2 separate regions of the Mus musculus genome follow, and region 1 is linked to region 2. Evidence: chromatin contacts called from ENCODE POLR2A ChIA-PET data. All regions are on one chromosome and are shown on one strand. The core of a region is the stretch at or near the end of the contact, and the rest is flanking DNA. Distances in the headings are between cores, read along the strand shown. Region 1 holds the start of Stac2 (SH3 and cysteine rich domain 2). Region 2 holds the start of Fbxo47 (F-box protein 47).

Region 1 (3,303 bases), core at 164-2,663, 170 kb before region 2:
TTTTTTTGTTTTTGATTTTGGTTTTTTGTTTTTAGTTTTTAAGACAGGTTTCTCTGTGTAGCCCTGGCTGTCCTGGAACTCACTCTGTAGACCAGGCTGGCCTGGAACTCAGAAATCCACCTGCCTCTGCCTCCCAAGTGCTGGGATTAAAGGCGTGCACCACCACCGCCCGGCTATTTTTTCTTTTGAGATAGGATCTCACTATAATCTTAACTGGTCTGAACTTACTTTGTAGATGAGACTGGCCTGAAATTCACAGAGAGATATGGCTTCCTCTGGCTCTCGGTTGCTGGTATTATAGGCATGCACCACCATGCCTGGTTTGGCTTCACTTTTGACTCATTAAGGTGTCTTCAGTCTGTAACCTTAACATTAGGGAGACTGCAGCAGGAAGATGATGCGTTTGAAGCCAGCCTGGGCTACATAGTGCATTCCAGGCCAACCTGGGAGACATAGACAGACCCTGTCTCAAAAATAAAAAATGTAGACTGCTAGGATAGTTTTTTGTTGTTGTTGTTGTTTTGTTTGGTTTGGTTTTTTGAGACAGGATTTCTCTGTGTAGCCCTGGTTGTCCTGGAACTCACTCTGTAGACCAGGCTGGCCTTGAACTCAGAAATCCTCCTGCCTCTGCCTCCCAAGTGCTGGGATTAAAGGTGTGTGCCACCACGCCCCGGCACGCTAGGATAGTTTAAAATCATTCAAGTATAAGGGCCTGACTTTAATCTCCAGCCTCTATTTAAAAGGGCCAAATCCACAGCACTGGGAAAGTAGACAGGATTTCTGGGGCTCCACGGCCAGCCACTCTAGCCAAATTGGCTTACAATGAGAGACTCAGACTCAAATTTCTTGGTAGATGGCTCCTGAGGAATGGAACTGGAAGCTAACCTCTGCCAACCAAACTCACACGTGCGCTTCTCATACAGTCAGACATAAGAGCACGCGGATCATAAACACACACAAAACAGCCTGTTCTCTGCTTCAGGGAGCGTCTATAAGTCTAGTAGTGGTATGTATAATTTGATGAGATTCTAGAAAGGCATCAAGTTAATGGGGCGAGCGGGTCTTTTTCTCTGTCAAGGTGCGGCATCTTCCAATGTGCACTATCAGAACGCTGTAACTTTGATTTTCCTCTCGGCTATTCTGCGGCATCCTCGAATTATTTGCATTTCCAGACTCTAGTATCATTGTCCCAGCCCTCCTTCAATTTTGTCTCCCCACCTATCGGCCCCCATTTCGGGCTTTCCATTGTAAAACTACCCCTCCGCTTCTTTACCCTCCAAACCCCTCCCCATCTTGTCGAGCCCCCCAAGACTCCACCCAGCTGGCCCTCCTAGCCACCACCGCAGCCAATAGCTGAGAACCTTCATTTGCATAGCTGCGCGGGGGAGTGGCGGAGGGAAGGGGGAGGGACCAGGCGACCTCCTAAATCAAAGTTGGGAGGCTAGGACTGGGCGGAGGGGCCGCCGGGTGCAAGGCTGGGGCCGGCGCGGGGAGGGGGAGGGAGATGGGGGGCGGGCGCAGAGGACGGCGGAGCCGGCCGGACTCGGACAGCTCGGTCGTTCCCTGGCTTTGCACATCCGCGCATCCCTACTTCCCTCCTCCTCCCGCGGAGCGCAGCATCCTCTGCAGACCCTTGGTCCTCACACCCCGGGTCGTCCAGCTTCCGCGGCTCGGGGTAATTGCCTCCCTCTCCCCTGCCACACCGACAACTTTCTCCCCTGGTGCCTGGGGTTAGGGGGCTGCTTTGCCTGGGAGGGTTTCTCCTGGGGTCACTGAAGAGCTGCCCCTGGAGAAAGGCTTGAGAGTCCCAAAGAGACGCCCGCCACTCACAGCCTGACCCCAGCGGGCCTGCCGTCGGGTCTCCGCACCCTCTCTTCCTTTATACCCCAACCATGACCGAAATGAGCGAGAAGGAGAATGAACCGGATGACGCGGCCACCCATACCCCCCCAGGGACCGTCTCCACCCTCCAAGAAACCAAGGTAAGTCGTGGGGTGCGAGGCCTGGCCCCGCCCGGGCATCTCTGACTTGGAGCGCTGATCACAGTGGCTGGGTCCCTTTGGGGTTACGGAAGCTAAACCGGGCCCGCGTGATTCCTAAGGCTGCGCGCCGTGCCGGGGAAGGAGGAGAGGGTTCGCGACGAGGGGACCCAAGGAGCAGATCACACGAGCACGACCCGCCAGAACGCGCGAGGCGCCGACGCGCTCCGGCTCCCTCCTGGGCGGTTGTAACTCGGCTTTGTTGGAGGGAATCGGCGCAGCGGAGGCGCAGGGCGTGTGTGGCCGTGTGTAGCGGGTGTGGGCCGGTGTACGCGCGCGTGTGTGCGTGCGGGGCGCACCCTCCCGGGGCCGCCACATCGCTGTCTGCGGCTCCCCGGGGCCCCCTCTCTCCTGCCTCTGAATTCCTAGCCACAACCGTCTCCTCGGAGCGTGCAGACTCTCCGCTTCTCTTTGCTTCCCTACGTGCTCCTCTGTGTGTCTCCGGCGTCCCTCTCTGACCCACAGCAGCCTGGCACGCACCTCGCGGACCGGTTAGGCTGGGGGCCCGAAAGGCTGCGGCCCCGGGTGCGCAGCTTTCAAGCCGGCGCTGGGGGCTGCGGCAGCGCGGGCCGTCGGTGGCGGGCGGGGACCCGGAGTGTTGCGGTTCCAGAGCCAGAGGCAGCCCCACCCCCCGCTTGGAGAACCAGGAGAGGGGAGGAGAGAGGGCAGAATCAAAAGAAGAAGTCATCGTAATTAATGAATGTCATAATTAACCCTAATTATCTATGATTGTTACTCTTGCGGGAGTCACAATGAATAAATTATTCTCCTATGAAGGCAGGCGGAGCCCAGACTGCGGGCACTGAAAGAGGTGGGGGAGGCTGTCGCTTACATTCCACCTCCCACTCCTAATGAGTCTGCCCCCTCCCCAACTTCTAGATGTTCATGAAGTTCTGTGGGAAGCTATCTGAGCGCCGGGAAATGGGAAGAGAGGATACTGTGGGAGGGAGCCCTCTCCCTTCCCTAGACTTCAGGACAAGACTTCCTCCTTTCTCCCTTCCACCCTGGTGTTTGTTACCGTCCTGGTCCTGTGACCAAGCAATACGTGGTGAGAACCAGAAATGGGCGGTGTCTTGAGGCTCTCTGGGGTCACAAGCTCCTACACAGCACTTCCTACCGACCATCTTTCTTCTCTGTCCATCTTGACCGGACCCTTAAGAATATGAGGTTAATTCAAGGTCAAGGTCATCACCGCAGTGAGCAGGGTTAGCATGGAGTCTTACTGAAGCTATCCAGGTAGCTACCCTGTGCCTGCACTTGGGGA
Region 2 (3,845 bases), core at 292-2,791:
TTTTTTTTTTTTTTTGCTTTTTGGGGGTAGGGTGGGGGTTTGAACCTGGGACCTCACATCTGCTAAGTACATACTAATGCTAATGCTCCCAACATCTAAGAGGTACAGATTTCCAAAAGAAACCTGGAGGAAGATTTAGAAGAGGGAAGTCAGGACTTTGAGGATGCTAGGGGTGGAAACTAGGCTCCAGTGTGTTCTAGGCAAGCATTCTACCGCTAGGCTACTCCAACCCAGGGAAGTCAGGGTATCTGTTATCTACTTTAACTGGTTGTTTGGTTTTCTTGTGTTTCTATGTGGATAGGTGTTTTTCCTGAATATATATGCCTATGTACCTGAGGAGTCTAGGAGGCCTGGACTACAAGAGACCCAGTCTCAAATAATATGTATCATTCTGTTATATCTTTAAGGCCTCCCAGACAGCCTGCCCCACTGCAGGCTTCCATCTGAATCAAGCCCTGCATACTGGATCATGATTTTTGTAATCCCAGCACTGTAACTGGCTCATGCAAGAGTCAGAGGTTTAGGCTAGCCTAGCACTACCCAACAAGACCTTGTCTCAAAGAAAAAGAGAAAAGAAAAAGACACAGAATCTGTAAATAAATGAGAATTTAATATTAAGGGCTTTGGGGGTGGGGTGGTTGAGCCAGATTCTCAAGTAGCTTAGGCTGGTTTAGCCTCCTGCCTCCATCGGGAAATGCCATCACACCAGGCATCTAACAACTTTTTAATGAAAAGCTCTTGTGACAGATCCTGTTGGCCCAGGGGAAGAGTGAATCGGAAACTGCCTTAAAACTGAGTGTAGGGATGGAGAGATGGCTCAGTGGTTAAGAGCACTGACTGCTCTTCCAGAGGTCCTGAGTTCAATTCCCAGCACCCACATGGTGGCTCATAACCATCTGTGATGAGAACTGATGCCCTCTTCTGGGTGTCTGAAGACAGCAAAAGTGGACTCCTAAACGTAAAGTAAATAAAATCTTTTTTTTAAAACCTGAGTGTAAAAAAACGTAGTGGAGCGTATAACTCCTCCAAGTTTGAGATCTCCATTTACAGCCTCCCCACTTACCCTACCATAAGAGCTCCCGTTTCTCCCGTTCAGCAACTTGGTGTCTAAAATGGAGGTAGCACGGGCTTTTAAGGGCCTCACTCCGAATAACATCCCTGAACAGGAGGGCACCATGGGAGCCTCTGCTTAGTATTCATGAGAGGGCGTGGCCTGCTTGGGGGCGTTTCCCGAGAAGGTTCTGGGTATTCATAAGGGAAAGACTGAAGAGCCGAGGTTTCTTTCTATTCGCGAGGGGGTGGGGCCTCCTCCCGTGCGTGGACTCCTGGGAGTGCTCCGAGCGATTCAAGAGAGGAGGCAAAAGAGCCGAGGATCCCGGCGTCTCATCCTTTCTTGAGAGGGTGAGGCTCCGCCCGCAGGGTTCCCGGGAGATCTCTGAATATTCATGAGGGGAGGGGCAGAGGAGGCGAGGCTGCTCGATATTCATGAGGGGGCGGAGCCTCCTCCCGCTGGGGCTCCTGGGAGAATTCTAAAATCTACTTGAGGCGACGGGGGCGCCCGAGAGCTGAGGACGCAGCTCCGGGGCGGAGCGGAGAGAGCGGAGCAGGATCCGCCCCCATTATCTGGCGGGAAAAGCCTGAGGAGATTTTTTTTTTTAATTTTTTATTTATTTTTATTTTTAAGTATTTGTGAAATCTGAGGATGGTGGGACGAGACGACTAAATCCCACTTTCCTGTGATACTGTAGCCGGAAAAACTGTCGAAATCTGTGGTAACAAGTGTTTTATATTCCCCAGTACTTCCGGTAGAAATAATTGCGTGTTTTTCAGCAGGTCCTATTTGATTTTTATGCGGGCCAGTTTCTGCTCTGGTTCCCTAGGTGACCTCTTTGGCGGTGTTTAGCGCTGGCAAAGGAACGTTAAGACAAAGCGCGGTGACTTGCTGGGGTATTTTTTCCCCTCCGGAAGAGGGTGTGGGGGCAGGGACGAGGTCGGCGCCCTTAGACCCGCCCCGTTCTCGGTGCGTGGGCGGGGCAGTGCTGCCTGTCACCGGCTCCTCGGAGGCCGAGGCAGGAGGCTCGAGAGTTCCACGCCCGCCGGGGAGCCACAAGGGAAAAACTGTATCCCATTGTCACAGGGCTTGTGCGCTTCGTACCTTCAGGCTAAGGGGAAAGCAGGAAGAGTTTGGTAGGAAATAGGTACTGTTTCCACAAAATCCTGCGCTCCTCCACCCCTAAAATAGGTCTGAGGGAGGAAAGGGAGACTTAAATGTTGGGGTTTTGTTTTCTTTTGTTTTGTTGGCTTTTTGTTTGTTTGTTAGTTTGTTTCCACTACAGTGTTTCTTTGTGAAACCACCCCAGCTGCTGTGGGACTTGCACTGTTAGACTCCCACAGACCAGGCTGACCTCGAACTCAGCCTTTGTCTCCCTTGTTGCTGGGACTATAGCTGTTCGCCAGTTGAGTCTAAGTTTTGAAATAACTGGGATCAGTTGGTTTTTGTTTTTTTTCTCTCAGAGATTTAAGTGAAAAATTATACATACACGTTATGTCTATACCCTTAATAGGTGATAAAGACCCCTGGGAGGAGGTTGTTTAGCCCCACACTAGTCTGACTAGGATGGAAGTTTCTGGAAGAAAAAGCAAATTTATGTTTTATTATAGTAAAAATACTTGAAAATTCTGTAGTAAGCATGGCAGTGGTGTTGCACGCCCTTAATCTCAACACTTGGTAGGCAGAGGCAGATGGATCTGTGTGACTGGATCTCTGTGAGGCCAGCCTGGTCTACTGAGTGAGTCCCAGGACAGCCAGCATTATTACACAGAGAAAATAAGGAAAAAAAAAAAGGTAAGAAAGAAAGAGAACAAAAGAAAAATTAAAATTAATAACAACCTTTTTAATTAAGTCAATCAGAATTCTTCCACTTGGAATTACATGAGGATATTAAAATACATATTCTTGTAGAAATACATGTATTGGCATTGAATTAAATTGTAATAAGATTACAAAATAGTATGAGTCCTTACTTTTTTGTCGAAAATGAATACATAAATACAATTTTCACAGTAATATAAACACCAAAATACATGAGTGAATTTAGTTTTCTTTCACTTAGCTGTGTTTTATAAAAATAAACATATTGTGTAAAGGTAGCCATTTTCACAATTACTAATCTGAAATTTCACTGAAATCTGAAGTAAAGCGCAACTATAGTCATTTGTTTGTTTGGTTTTTGAGACAGGATTTCTCTGGGTAGTCCTTGGTGTTCTGGAAATAGTTTTGTAGATCAGGCTAGCTTCAGACCCAGAGATCTGCCTGCCTCTGCCTCCCACCACCACCCTGCTTCACAATTTTTTGTTGTTGTTGTTTTGGGGTTTTTTATTTGTTGTTGTTGTTTTTGTTTTTCGAGACAGGGTTTCTCTGTATAGCCCTGGCTGTCCTGGAACTCACTTTGTAGTCCAGGCTAGCCTCGAACTCAGAAATGAGCCTGCCTCTACCTCCGGAGTGCTGGGATGAATGTTTTCAAATGTGTAACAATTTTGACTTGTTGTAAACTAAGATGTAACATAACAAGATAGATAAGTATCAATGTGGTTTTTAAGTTACTTTGTATAGAAAAAAAACAATATTTTTTTCAGCTATATTGTAACTCTTTGGTGGAATGTCTTTCTTGCCTCCAGTTCCTTCAGAGACCTTAGACTGGAGTTCCAAAACAAAGGGTACGGTTTTTTAACTAGAAGAGTAGACTAATACAAAGTCACTGCGTAATGCTTACTTTGCCTTTAAAGTGTTATTGTTTAGTATAAGCAAATAATCAATGATTTTAATATCATATTTAACAAATTCC

What was found. ChIA-PET counts read pairs that join two places held with the same protein, here RNA polymerase II (POLR2A).
Region 1: POLR2A ChIA-PET joins it to region 2 with 10 read pairs in embryonic stem cell. The contact joins the promoter of Stac2 here to the promoter of Fbxo47 in region 2. POLR2A ChIA-PET finds 5 or more read pairs at or near these places in 4 of 5 experiments (Patski and embryonic stem cell).

Annotation. Positions count from the first base shown.
Region 1 is chr11:98,051,572-98,054,874 of GRCm38, reverse strand. It overlaps Stac2 (SH3 and cysteine rich domain 2), which reads left to right and starts at 1,413. Exons shown (of 11, transcript NM_146028.4): 1 at 1,413-1,982. The coding sequence starts at 1,893.
Region 2 is chr11:97,881,850-97,885,694 of GRCm38, reverse strand. Fbxo47 (F-box protein 47) reads left to right here and starts at 1,541. Exons shown (of 11, transcript NM_001081435.1): 1 at 1,541-1,772.